2 separate regions of the Homo sapiens genome follow, and region 2 is linked to region 1. Evidence: chromatin loops called from intact Hi-C (ENCODE). Cell type or tissue: dorsolateral prefrontal cortex. All regions are shown on one strand. Each heading gives the region's core, and the rest is flanking DNA. Links, peaks and the distances in the headings are about the cores only. Region 1 overlaps HDAC4 (histone deacetylase 4). Region 2 has its middle 44 kb from the start of LINC01940.

The links. A loop is a pair of places that touch in the nucleus more often than their neighbours do. Peaks named below come from ENCODE experiments on the same cell type or tissue, not always from the same donor. Only the 100,000 strongest peaks of a DNase experiment are listed, where the experiment ranks them.
Region 2: it touches region 1 in a loop (2.2-fold over the local background); 3 of 110 quality-filtered maps call a loop at or near these places.

The regions. Positions count from the first base shown.
Region 1 is chr2:239,103,924-239,109,288 of GRCh38, reverse strand. HDAC4 (histone deacetylase 4) reads left to right here. Exons shown (of 27, transcript NM_001378414.1): 15 at 1,106-1,239. Among named protein-coding and RNA genes, the nearest start is that of MIR4441, 21 kb to the right of the region's middle. In dorsolateral prefrontal cortex, for the core only: a CTCF peak has its summit at 2,772 (motif pointing right); a DNase peak (open chromatin) is centred at 2,788; H3K27ac peaks cover 3,315 bases.
Region 2 is chr2:238,967,896-238,973,260 of GRCh38, reverse strand. No RefSeq gene overlaps it. Among named protein-coding and RNA genes, the nearest start is that of LINC01940, 44 kb to the right of the region's middle. In dorsolateral prefrontal cortex, for the core only: CTCF peaks have their summits at 2,380 and 2,582 (motif pointing right); a DNase peak (open chromatin) is centred at 2,590.

The DNA of each region.
Region 1 (5,365 bases), core at 196-5,195:
TTATCAGCCTGGATGAACCCACATTAGCACAGGTGCCCCTGGCCAGTGACCTGCCTGCGGAAGGCGTCTGTTCACCCAGCCTGGCCTTCCCTTTGTTAAGTCCTGGAAGACCAGGTGTGTGCAGCACAGACATGTCCCGGCAGGGCCTCGGGGCAGCCCTCCTGCCAGGTGTCACCAGGGGCCAAGGCCTGGTGAGAAGGGGCCGGGGCAGAGCTGTGCCCCGGAGGGCCACCTGGCCTTCCCTCGCATCTCTAGCCTCTGCAGACAGGTCAGATACTCTCCCCTTCACAGCGGTCCCACGTATGCTGACTGAGACAGGGTGGCATCCAACACGGGTTCAGGCACATTGCCTTTCCTGCTGCAGAGCCCCAGGCTGCCGGCCCAGTTGGTTCTGGGGCCCCCACCAGGAGCCTCTTCTGTGGCTGCCGCACCCTGGGGGCCCGTCCATGCTGAGCTCAGTGCTGTGGTGAGCACATGGCTGGCCTCTTTTCACAGTCAGAGGTTAAGTAGACCTGTGTACATGGGTTTTGCGTGTGTTTTCTAGCATATGTGTTCCAGTCCCTCTGGAAGTTTCTAAAGGCAGAGCTCGAATCTGGTGTTTCTTTGGAATCTCAAGTACCTTGGACAGTTCTCCGTCCAGCAGAACTGGAGTTACTATTGGTCCAGGACCAGGCAGACTTTGAGGGTAGGGGGCTAGAGTCGCCTCCTTCTAGAAGTCAGCACCGTCCTCCCCAGCACAAGTCCCACATAGAGCTCACCCCTGCAAGGTCCAGCCACCCAGGGCAGACCTCCTCATCACTGTTTTCTCCTCAGCCTGCTGCAGCAGGGCAGCTGCGCACGTCCCTGCCTGGGTCCTGGGGCGTTACTGTGAGCATGAGTGACAGGCAGGCCCTCCCACCCGCCTGGCCTCTGCATTCGTCCACGTTCTCTGGGCCTGGCCAGTCAAGGAGTCTTGGCAAACGTGGTATTTTTCTAAAGAACCGTCCCAGCTTCCGTCTCCTTCTAGGGAAGTGGTGGTTCCGCCACCACCCGGGGGCAGCCTGCCAGTGGGTGGTCGGCTCGCCCCTGGATGTGCGCTGATCTTGGCCCCTCTGCCCCGCCCCAGGCCTCGTGTATGACACGCTGATGCTGAAGCACCAGTGCACCTGCGGGAGTAGCAGCAGCCACCCCGAGCACGCCGGGAGGATCCAGAGCATCTGGTCCCGCCTGCAGGAGACGGGCCTCCGGGGCAAATGCGAGGTAACGCCGACCGGGGCAGGTGGGCAGCTGCGGCTTTGGGCACCATTAGAGGGGACCCTCGTGGGCCCGCGTGATTCAGGGTGTTGGTTTTGCAGGTGGTTCTTTGGGCTTACAGCCCCGGGGGAAGGGCCACAAGCATCTTCACTGTCTGCATTTGGGCGGGCAGCTATCTGCTGAGAAGCCCGGGGCTGTCTCCCTGGAGTCCCGTACCCTCCCTGCAGGAAGCTGCTGCCTCTGTCTGTGACCTTTCCTGATGTTTCGCTCCCACCTCCCACCTAGCAGGCTCTTCTCAAGGTCCAGGGCTGTTGCTTTCTGCCTCCGGGTCACTTCCCCAAGGAAACCAGTTCCCACCATGCTCCCCCAGGGCTGCCAGGAAGGAGCCACGGGGAGATCCGATTATATCTCAGATCAGGCCTGTTGGCTTTTTGTTAAAATAATTTTCTCTTTTTTTAAGATTTTGAAAAGCTTCTTCGAGAACACAGGGAGACCTCAGGCCCTTGGGGCCCTCCTCAGAGTTAAGGTGCTGGCGAGGCAGTGGGTCGTGAAGGGAATGGAGCTGCAGGCAGGGCCCTGGCCTGGTTTGAATTCAGCTCCCTTATGTGGCTGAGTCACACGAGGAGGCTTCGGGGATGCTGCAGCTCTGGCTGTGCCTCAGTTTCCCTGGCCGCCAGGCGATGGCAGCGGCCTCACTTGTTCTCATACAAGGAGGGCCCGGCCCCGCCTCCTGATAGGAACCAGAGCCCTGCCCCGAATCTGGCTGCAGTGGACTCCCAGGCCCAAGGAGGCAAGAAGGATCAGCCGATTAACACCTGAGGGCAGGACGGGGGCCGCACTTTGGTGAGGCTGTCCCAGCTGGTGCTCTTCACCCTGGAGGCAGCTGTCACAGGGGATCTTGAGCTCTTGACAGGGAGGAGGGTGTGGCCAGGCCCTGCTGATAGCGAGGGCAGGAAGAGAAGAGACTCCCGTCTGGGAGCTGGTGACCTTGGACAAATTTCCATTTCTTTGTCTGTAGAGAGGGGCTGGCAACACTGTGCAGGGTCGCACAAGGCCCCACCCATGCCAGGGCCCACCAGTAGAGACCTGCTATGTCCACTCCCCACACCAGGAATCCCACCATCCTACAGATAGCGCACAGGGTGGACAGGAACATCCACACCCACCCCTCCAACAGTCCTGGACACCCGACAGCCCAGGGCCCAAGTGGCTGTGGCAGAGATGAGTGAGCACGTGGAGCTGGCGTGGCACGGAGGGCCTCTGGTCTCCTGGCTTAGTTTCTGCAGGGTCCCGCCCTGCAGGTTCGCCTGCCCTCCTTTAGAAGCTGGGATATTTGTGAACTTTTAATCTGTGCCTCATCTTACCCCCCGTTTCCTTTACCAGTTTTATTGGTGATACATAATTTTCAGGGGGGAATTCTCTAAAAGTCAGGCCCAGGACCCTCTCCTGCAGTGCCCTCTGGGAGGAGGGAGGAGGAAGGCGGGGAGGAGCCACTGTAGAGGCTCTTGGCACCTGCTTCAGGGATCTGGTCAGGACGGCTGTGCCACTGGAGGGCAGCATTGCCCAGCAGACACTGGCTGCAGGAAACTCCTTCCCCACGTCCCTTCCCTCCACAGGACCAGACAGCTGTCCTGCTGCCCCTTCTGGGGACTGCCCAAGGCCTCCTGAGGCTTCCAGAGCTCCATAACCTGCTTCCTTGTCCCTCCCCTACATGTGCCCCCACCCCCAGGAGGTTCCGCTGAGGCCAGGGGATTGGGAGAGGGTCTCTCAGCCAGAAAAGCAAAGCAAATGCAAGCAAGGGAGGGAGGAGTGAGAAAGCAAAGACCCTGGAAGAAACAGCCCGCTCCTCCGCCCGCCCTCAGCTCCTCCGCCCGCCCTCGGCTCCTCTGCCTGTCCTCAGCACCATGGGTGAAGGTGCCAGCCACGACTGGGCCAGGGGCTGGCAGAGGGTCCCCAGGTGTTGGGGCTGTGGGACAAGACCTGAGCCTGGCAGGATCTCAGGGAGAGGAGAGCTGGAGAAAGACAGGTGGCTGGGAGACAGCCACAGAGGCGGTGGAGGCCATACTCCCTGGACAGCAGTGCCTTGCTCCCACACGTGGGGCAGCTCTCCAGTGCGGGTGCCCCTCCAGGTTCAGAGCGAGCAGTGTGCTAACTCAGCCCAGGGGGACGTGACGTCACCCACCAGACTTCCAGTGCCAGCCTGCCAGGGGTCACTGGCCTCCTGAGATGGCCGAGCAGAGGGGCCATGGGTACGGGGCATGGTTAGAGTGGGTACCCGATAGGAGAAGATGGGGTGGATGGGGCTGTGACTTCCCCAGTCCGCGGACCACTTGGAGGCCACAGCAAGACCGAAGCCCAGGCCCGAGGGCAGGGCCTCAGAGTCAGCACCCCTTCTCTGGGTAGACGACTGCCTGGAGGCCTGGGGGGTGAGGCCCTCCCCTCACACTGCTGAGTTGGCTTCGCGTGGTGAGGAAGGATGAGAGTGGGCTGGGAGATACTTTCTGCAAGCTTGGGACCCTGTCGATACTGGCAGGCCGGCCCAGCAAGACGTGGCTCCCAGTGCAGCTGTCTCGCTCCCTGCCTCACTCCAGAGCAGGCCTTGGGAAGCTGCCTCACACGTTCTGAGCAGTCGGGGGTCCTCTGAGTATAGCCATGTGTGTGTGCGGGCCCCGCCCTCCTGCAGAGGCTTCCCGGGAGCCAGAACAGCTCCTGGCCAATTTGCTTGCCCAGCTTGGTTTGTCCTGCCTCCAGGCACGGTGTCCAGGAAGGAGAGGAGAAGTGGGTGGGCTGGAAGTCAGATGCCACAGAGACCAGGGCCACCACTGGGATTTGCACCCTGCCCCAAGCCTGTGTTTGCTGTAAGGAGCAAAGACTCCTTCTGTCTTATCCTAGGAATTAAAGGGAGACAGAAATAACGAGGTCAGCCTCCCAAGAAAGCAGGAAGGGGCCACCATCACCACCGCTCCCAGAGTGGCTCTGGAAAAGCCTCTCAGGTGCTCAGTCTGAGCCGTCACAATATTGCACGCTACAGCCTGAGCCATCGCGGTGTCCCGCACGCACAGCCCGAGCCCTTGCGGTGTCGCGCACCTGCAGCCCCAGCCGTCGCGGTGTCGCAGAGCTTTTGGGGCTTTGATCCTGTGTCTTTTCTGTGTCCATTTCATGTGTTTGTAAGGAGAGGGTTTTTCTACTTTTCTTCTTTGCCTTATTCTAACATCAACTTTAATTTGTGAATTTCATTTGTGGTCTAACGTCAGATCTCTCTTTCTGCAATTCAGTCTCTTATCCAGTGGGTCGCTTTTGAGTGGGGAGGACACACATGGCTACCCTGCCGTTCTTTCACCCAAAGTCCACACTACATGACCTGCCTCTTGGCACCGCAGGGCACAGCCTGTGGTCCCCTACGGGGACCTTCCCAAGCGTGGGCTGCCTAGGCCCGTCTGTCCAGAGGGAACTTGGCCCTGGCCACAGCTGCCTGTGCCTGTACACACATGTGGGCTTCCTGAAGTCATTAGAAATGAGAAGCCCTGGCCAGGTGCGGTGGCTCACTCCTGTAATACCAGCACTTTGGGAGGCCGTGGCGGGTGGATCACATGAGGTCAGGAGTTCAAGACCAGCCTGGAACAACATGGCAAAACTCCATGTCTGATAAAAATACAAAAATTAGCCAGGTGTGATGGTGGGCACCTATAATCCCAGCTACTCAGGAGGCTGAGGCAGGAGAATCACTTGAACCCGGGAGATGGAGGTTACAGTGAGCCAAGATTGCGCCATTGCACTCCAGCCTGGGCAACGAGCGAAACTCCGTTTCAAAAAAAATAAAATAAAATAAATTAGAAGCCCCCGCAGCCGCCCAGGGCCCCAACTGCACCCTGACCCCTACCCAGAGAGTACGTCCCTCCTGCCTGGCTTTCCAGGGACATGTGACTTATGTCCCCAAAGTAGAAGCAGCACTAGGTTATGTGGATGGGACCATAGAGTCGTTTTTTACCACCGGAAGCCGTGTCACATCTTTTCTTTGTTAAACAAGAGACCTTCATAGAGGAAGCCCGGTTTTGTGGAATTGTTGTTCATGAGAAGAGAACCCGCAGAGCATCCGTCCCTGCCCAGCGCACCTGCCCTCTGGAGGTCTCTC
Region 2 (5,365 bases), core at 159-5,158, 140 kb after region 1:
GGGGGGTACCACCTTCCTGATGATAATGACTGGGCCACCCCTTCCACTGCTCCTCCCTGCCACTCCCTCCCCCTGGACCTGGGGCTTTTAGCTTCACTCCATCATCCTGCGGCTCTTATCCTGCTTTTTTTTTTTTTTTTAAAAAAAATATTTTCTTTCTCTTAAGCATCTGAAGAAGGGAAGGGAAAATTAAGTGGAATGTGCTTTGGAAATAATTCATCAGAGCAGCTTTCCCAAAGTGGGTTTTTTGTAGGATGACCAACTGTCCTGGTTTGCCTGGGACTGAGGGGTTTCCAGGGGTGTGGAACTTCCACTGCTAAAACCAGGAAAGTCCCATGAAATTCCTGGGATGAGCTGGTCACTTCAGCCCCATGAGTCTCTATTTGGTAGGATGCTAACAGGCAATACATGAAAATGGTTGGCAACAACTAGATGAAATAAAGTCAGATACATTTGCTGCAGGCCTTGTCAGAGCCTCTGTATGCTAATCTGTTATATGCTCATACATATTCAAAGCAGGGTGTCCTAGGTGTATCGGAGCTTAAGTTCTCTATTTTTCTAAAATTAATTAATCTAAGAAATGTGAAGTTTGATGAAGCTCAGTAGGCTGTGCTGCTCAGGATACCCAGACAGACAGTTTCTGGAAGAAGTGGATCGAGATGCTACTCTCAAATAGTTGAAACCTGCCAAGTGGTGGACATAGTTCTCTCCAAAGTGCTGTTAGTGGGGTGGAGGAAGTCCTAAGGTTCACTTTTGCAGAGCTGGATGCTGGAAGGGGTGTGTTTTCAGGTGTGTACAGCCGAGGGATATGTCCTGACCACCCCTCCTCAGTCCAACCCATCGAACACGGAAAGGACGTCTTCCTGGTGAGAGCAGGCAGATCCGGGTCTCAGGGAGGGGGCCTGGGAGGGGCAGTCTTCCAGTGCTCATCATTCTGCAGCTGGTGCATTGGGACATCCCTACAGAGACACATTGCATGAGGCCCCATGTAGGTGGCATGCCTCACACCCTCACTGTGGGGGCCACAGAGTTGAGCAGTGAGGCACGGGCACAGGATCTGGGGCTGCCTGACTGGCTGTGTGTTCTTGACATCCCCACCCCGTCCATCTGTGGAAGGGCACAGGGAGCCTTGTGTGACACCAGCACAACACGTGTTTGCTCCCCTTTGGTCTGCTTCTGCAGCAGCTGGTGCACACACCAGAGGTGTGGGGATGGGCAGAATCCCGGCGCGTCATAGCATCTGGGGGCAAGGCTGGGGTGAGGGGAACCTTCTCTGGACAGGCAGTCTAGTCATGCAAGTCACAGGGACTTCAGTCCCTGCTCAGGTGGCCATTGCTGGGCAACCTCTGGACTCCTCCTGACCCTGACATCTCCCCCTGTCTGATGGGGGCCTGAGGGTGCCTAGAAGCTTCTCAGGCTGGGGCTTGCATGCTCCTTGACTTGACTCCGGGCTCAGAGACATGGGGGTTGCTGGACATTAAGAGTCCGCTAGCGGCCTCACACAAGGCTCGGTTCCAGCGAGGAAGCAGATTCTGGGGGCTTTGAGCATCCCTGTCTAGCCTGTGGTAACAGGAGGCAGGGGGCTATGGGTGAGTACCAGGATCTGCCCTGGGGGCCTCTGCCCAGGTGATGGGCTTCTTTCCACCTGCCTCTGGCCTTGGCAGCCTCCCAGCTGTGGGAAGATCTGCATCTGCCATGACCTCCATGGAGCCCAGCCCTGGTAAGTGGCCAGAGACAGCAGCTGTCCTGGGGGAGGCTGCTGGAGCTGGAGTTCACTGTCCTACAAGGGAGGCAGAGGCTGGCATAAGCAGCCCTGCAGTGGGCATGGCTGGCCATGGTTGGCTGCACATCCATCTGCCCCCATACACCAAGTGCTGCACCAGGCTCTGTGGCCCCTCCAGGAATGAGCAGTGAGCCCCCAACCCAGTCCTTAGTCAGGTGAGAAGTGTGTTGCTGTGCAGCAAGGACCACAGGCCCTCAAGGACTTGGAGGCATCAGGAATTCTGTTCCCATGAGGACTCGGAGGACCTTCTACAACGGAGGGGGATGCCATCTTGGGTTGCTGATTGAGACTAAGATTTTTGAATAAAGATGAAATGAAGGTCACTCTCTGCCTTTCTGGGGTATTCCTGGGAGGATGGGGTTCCAAGAGGCACAAGTGTCCTGTGGGCCCTTGTGGATAACTAGCGGGGGTGGGGGGCCTGACTCTGGGATGTGTGTGAGGCTGAGGCACCCAAGACTCCAGCCCGGCCCCAGGAACGTGCCTCCAATTTGTTCAGCGGGCTGCCCTCACACTCAGTGAGGGCTGGGTAGAAGGTGGCACCCCAGAGACCAAGCAGAGGGTGGCAAGAGCAAACAGATCAGACAGCTTGACGTCAAGGACAGAGAGCCCTCATCCCCCATCTGAACCCAGGGCTCAACCCCGGCCGCAGAAGAGCAGCACAGCCTCTGTGGGCAGCTACTGAGGTCAGCAATGCTGCCCATGTGGAGGGTGAGGAGAAGAGCCCCCAAGAGCATCCAGTGACCTGGAAGGGGCCACGTGGTCAGCCCCTGAGTCAGAGGCAAAGCCTGCAGCAGTTTCAGGGGTTGGCCACTAGGTGGCAGAGGAGAGCCCAGCACAGTCACAGGGGCCTTAGGTCAGCCTGGCTGGTCACACCTGGCCTTCGGCCTCCTCAGGCAGGTGATTGAGAGAGAGGAGGAGGGAGAGCCTCCACCGATGGTCTACAGTGGGCATGCATGGGGCTGGGGTCTGCCTGGTACATGTGAGGGTTGTGTGTCCAGCCTTGAAGGATGGCTAAGGACTGGCTAAGCGGAGATGTAGGGGCAGGAATTCCAGGGAACTGGGAACTCCAGGGGCCGGGGTTGCAGAGATTCCAGAGAACTGGGAACTCCAGGGGCCGGGGTTCCAGAGATTCCAGAGAACTGGAAACTCTGTGAGGAACTGATGCAGAGACTCGGGGACCCAACCCAGCACAGTGCTCTTGGGGAAAGAGCCCATCTGAACCTCAGCCTGAAAGCCCTTGGGTTGCAGGGGCAGGAAAATCCTGCCTAGGTGTCCACCCACAAGGTCTGAAACCTGCTCTACCACCTCCTCCCAGCCAGCCCTTTGGGGGAACCCACAACCTCCCACCTGACACCCACAAATTCCTACTCTCCCCATGCCACGCTCCAGATGCCAGAAGCCCTCTACCTGAGGCACCCTCAGTGCCTTCTGTTGGCATCTGATCAATTCTGGGTCCTGGCGTGACTGGGGCTGGGTACTGTTGAACGATGCTGGGGGGATGAGCCTTCTCCCTCCTCTCACATGGCATGAAGGCAGAGGAAGGGGTGGAGAAGCCCCATGGAGTCCACAAAACCAAAGGGAAGAGAAAGAGGGAGGAAGAGGAGCGAGGTAGGGCCCCCATCTGGGGCTTGATGCTGTGTGTGCCTCCTCTGGCCGCTTGCGTCCTGCAGAATCCTTTCCGATTTTCCACATTATTCTAGGAGGTTATTAACCATTTTAATTTTTATCCAAGAAATGTGGCACACGTAGGCACAAATCCTACCCAGCTAAGTGCCACCCTTCCTCAGGCTCATCTTGCGCTGGAGTCATACATTGGACCACAGCACCATGAGGCAAGGTCAAGTGTCCCATTGGGCCGTCTGGGCAGGTCACAGATGCGGAGGACAGATCCCGATATTGCACATCACGCTCCTTTCCTCTCTCCCTCTCTTTCTCTTCTTCTGCAGGTCACCATGTTGCTTAGGTGATCACATCTGCATGGGATTGCTGGGAGGCAGCTTTTCAGTCCTGCAAAATAATGGGTGATAAGATGAGGGGCTCCCCCATCAGGGTCCTCAACACCCCAGGCAAGGAAGCTCCTTTCTCTTCTCCTTCCACTGGGCAGATCTTGGGCCTCGGGTGCAGGGCCACCTGGGCAGGTCGGGCACCTGAGAAGGACTCGCTTTGATCAGGGGAAGGTCTGGGAAGGAAAAGCCAGACCGCAGCCAGCGTCAGAATGGTGCAGCGGTGCAGGGAGGGGTGCAGGAGGCAGCTCCCTAGCGGACCCCGAGGGCCTGAGGTCTGGGGACTGGTGTCCACCCCTGCTTGCTCCTCCTGGCAGGCTGCGGGCGGCTGGTAACCGGAGCCTCATGCTGAGCCTCCCACTGCGACTCCTGATGGAGCTGGGAGCTCACCCTGTCATTAGGGCTGGGGTCAGCAGAGGTGGTGGGTGGGGCTTAAACAAACCCATCAGGGCCCTGACTCTTTCCTCTGGGGCCCGTCACATAAATTTTCATTGAATGCCACTGCATTTTCATCCAGGGAACTGTCAGGGATATTTTGAGAAGGAACTGAGGGTCAAATGTCAGCATGGCTGAGAGCTGGGGGTTGTACGATGTCAGACTGCAGAGACAGAGGGGCCCCCAGGGCACAGGGCTACTCCCTCCGGGGTTCCAGGAGCTCCAGCAGGCCCAGCCCCCAGGATGGCATTGGAGCCTCAGCCCAAGTCTCAGGGCTGACCACACTGGGTAAAGAAACGATGACTGTGGTTCACGTTGGGGAATCAAAGCCATCCTCACTGTCCTCTAAGTGAGCAAACACATGGCAATAGGGAATTTAGGACTCCACAACCACCCGTTGTTCTTTTCTCTGAGATCTGCAAGCAAAGCTTCATACTTGTAGGAACTTCCCCATTGTCAGGGCGTTCTCTCACACATTAGCTTACGTGTCTATCACTCTATGGATGAAGCGGGACAGAAGTGAGTGTCCCCTTTACACAGATGCAAAGACTGAGGCTTCATGGAGCTGGGAGGCTGCCCAAGGCCACTGGACACGGAGGAGCCCGAAGCTTCTAGCTGCCCCCGTGTCTATTTTATAAGAATCTCTTTAGCGCAATGGGCCCCATCAAGCCACCATTTCATGTAGGTCATTAAAACCCTTGAGCAGCCCTCAGGCTTCACCCACTTTATCCTCGAGGCAGGGAGATGGCCACAGCTCAGAGTGACAACGTCCTTTGTCCAATGTGAAAGAAGAGGGCTTGGAAATCTCTCCCAGCCCCAAAACCAGAGTCTGGGCTCCTTCCCTGACGTCCTGCAAGCCCTAACGCTCAGCGGCGCTTGTGCTTGTTTGCATTTGACCTTGGCGTCTGTATTTGGCCTTGAAAGTTGCCTTGAAAGTCTGCTCCAGGATTTCCAACCCAGGAGGAGGAGGCATGAGGGTTTCCAGGCCCTGTCAATCTCTGACAGTAACCTCTGCCACCAGGCAGCCCCGTCCCACACTTTTTCAGCATGAGAGATTACATTCACCACCTCTGCGGAGATGAACACCCTTGAGCAGGCACTGGGCAGGGCTGAGCCTAAAGACTTTGCGGCCAGAGACAGGAGG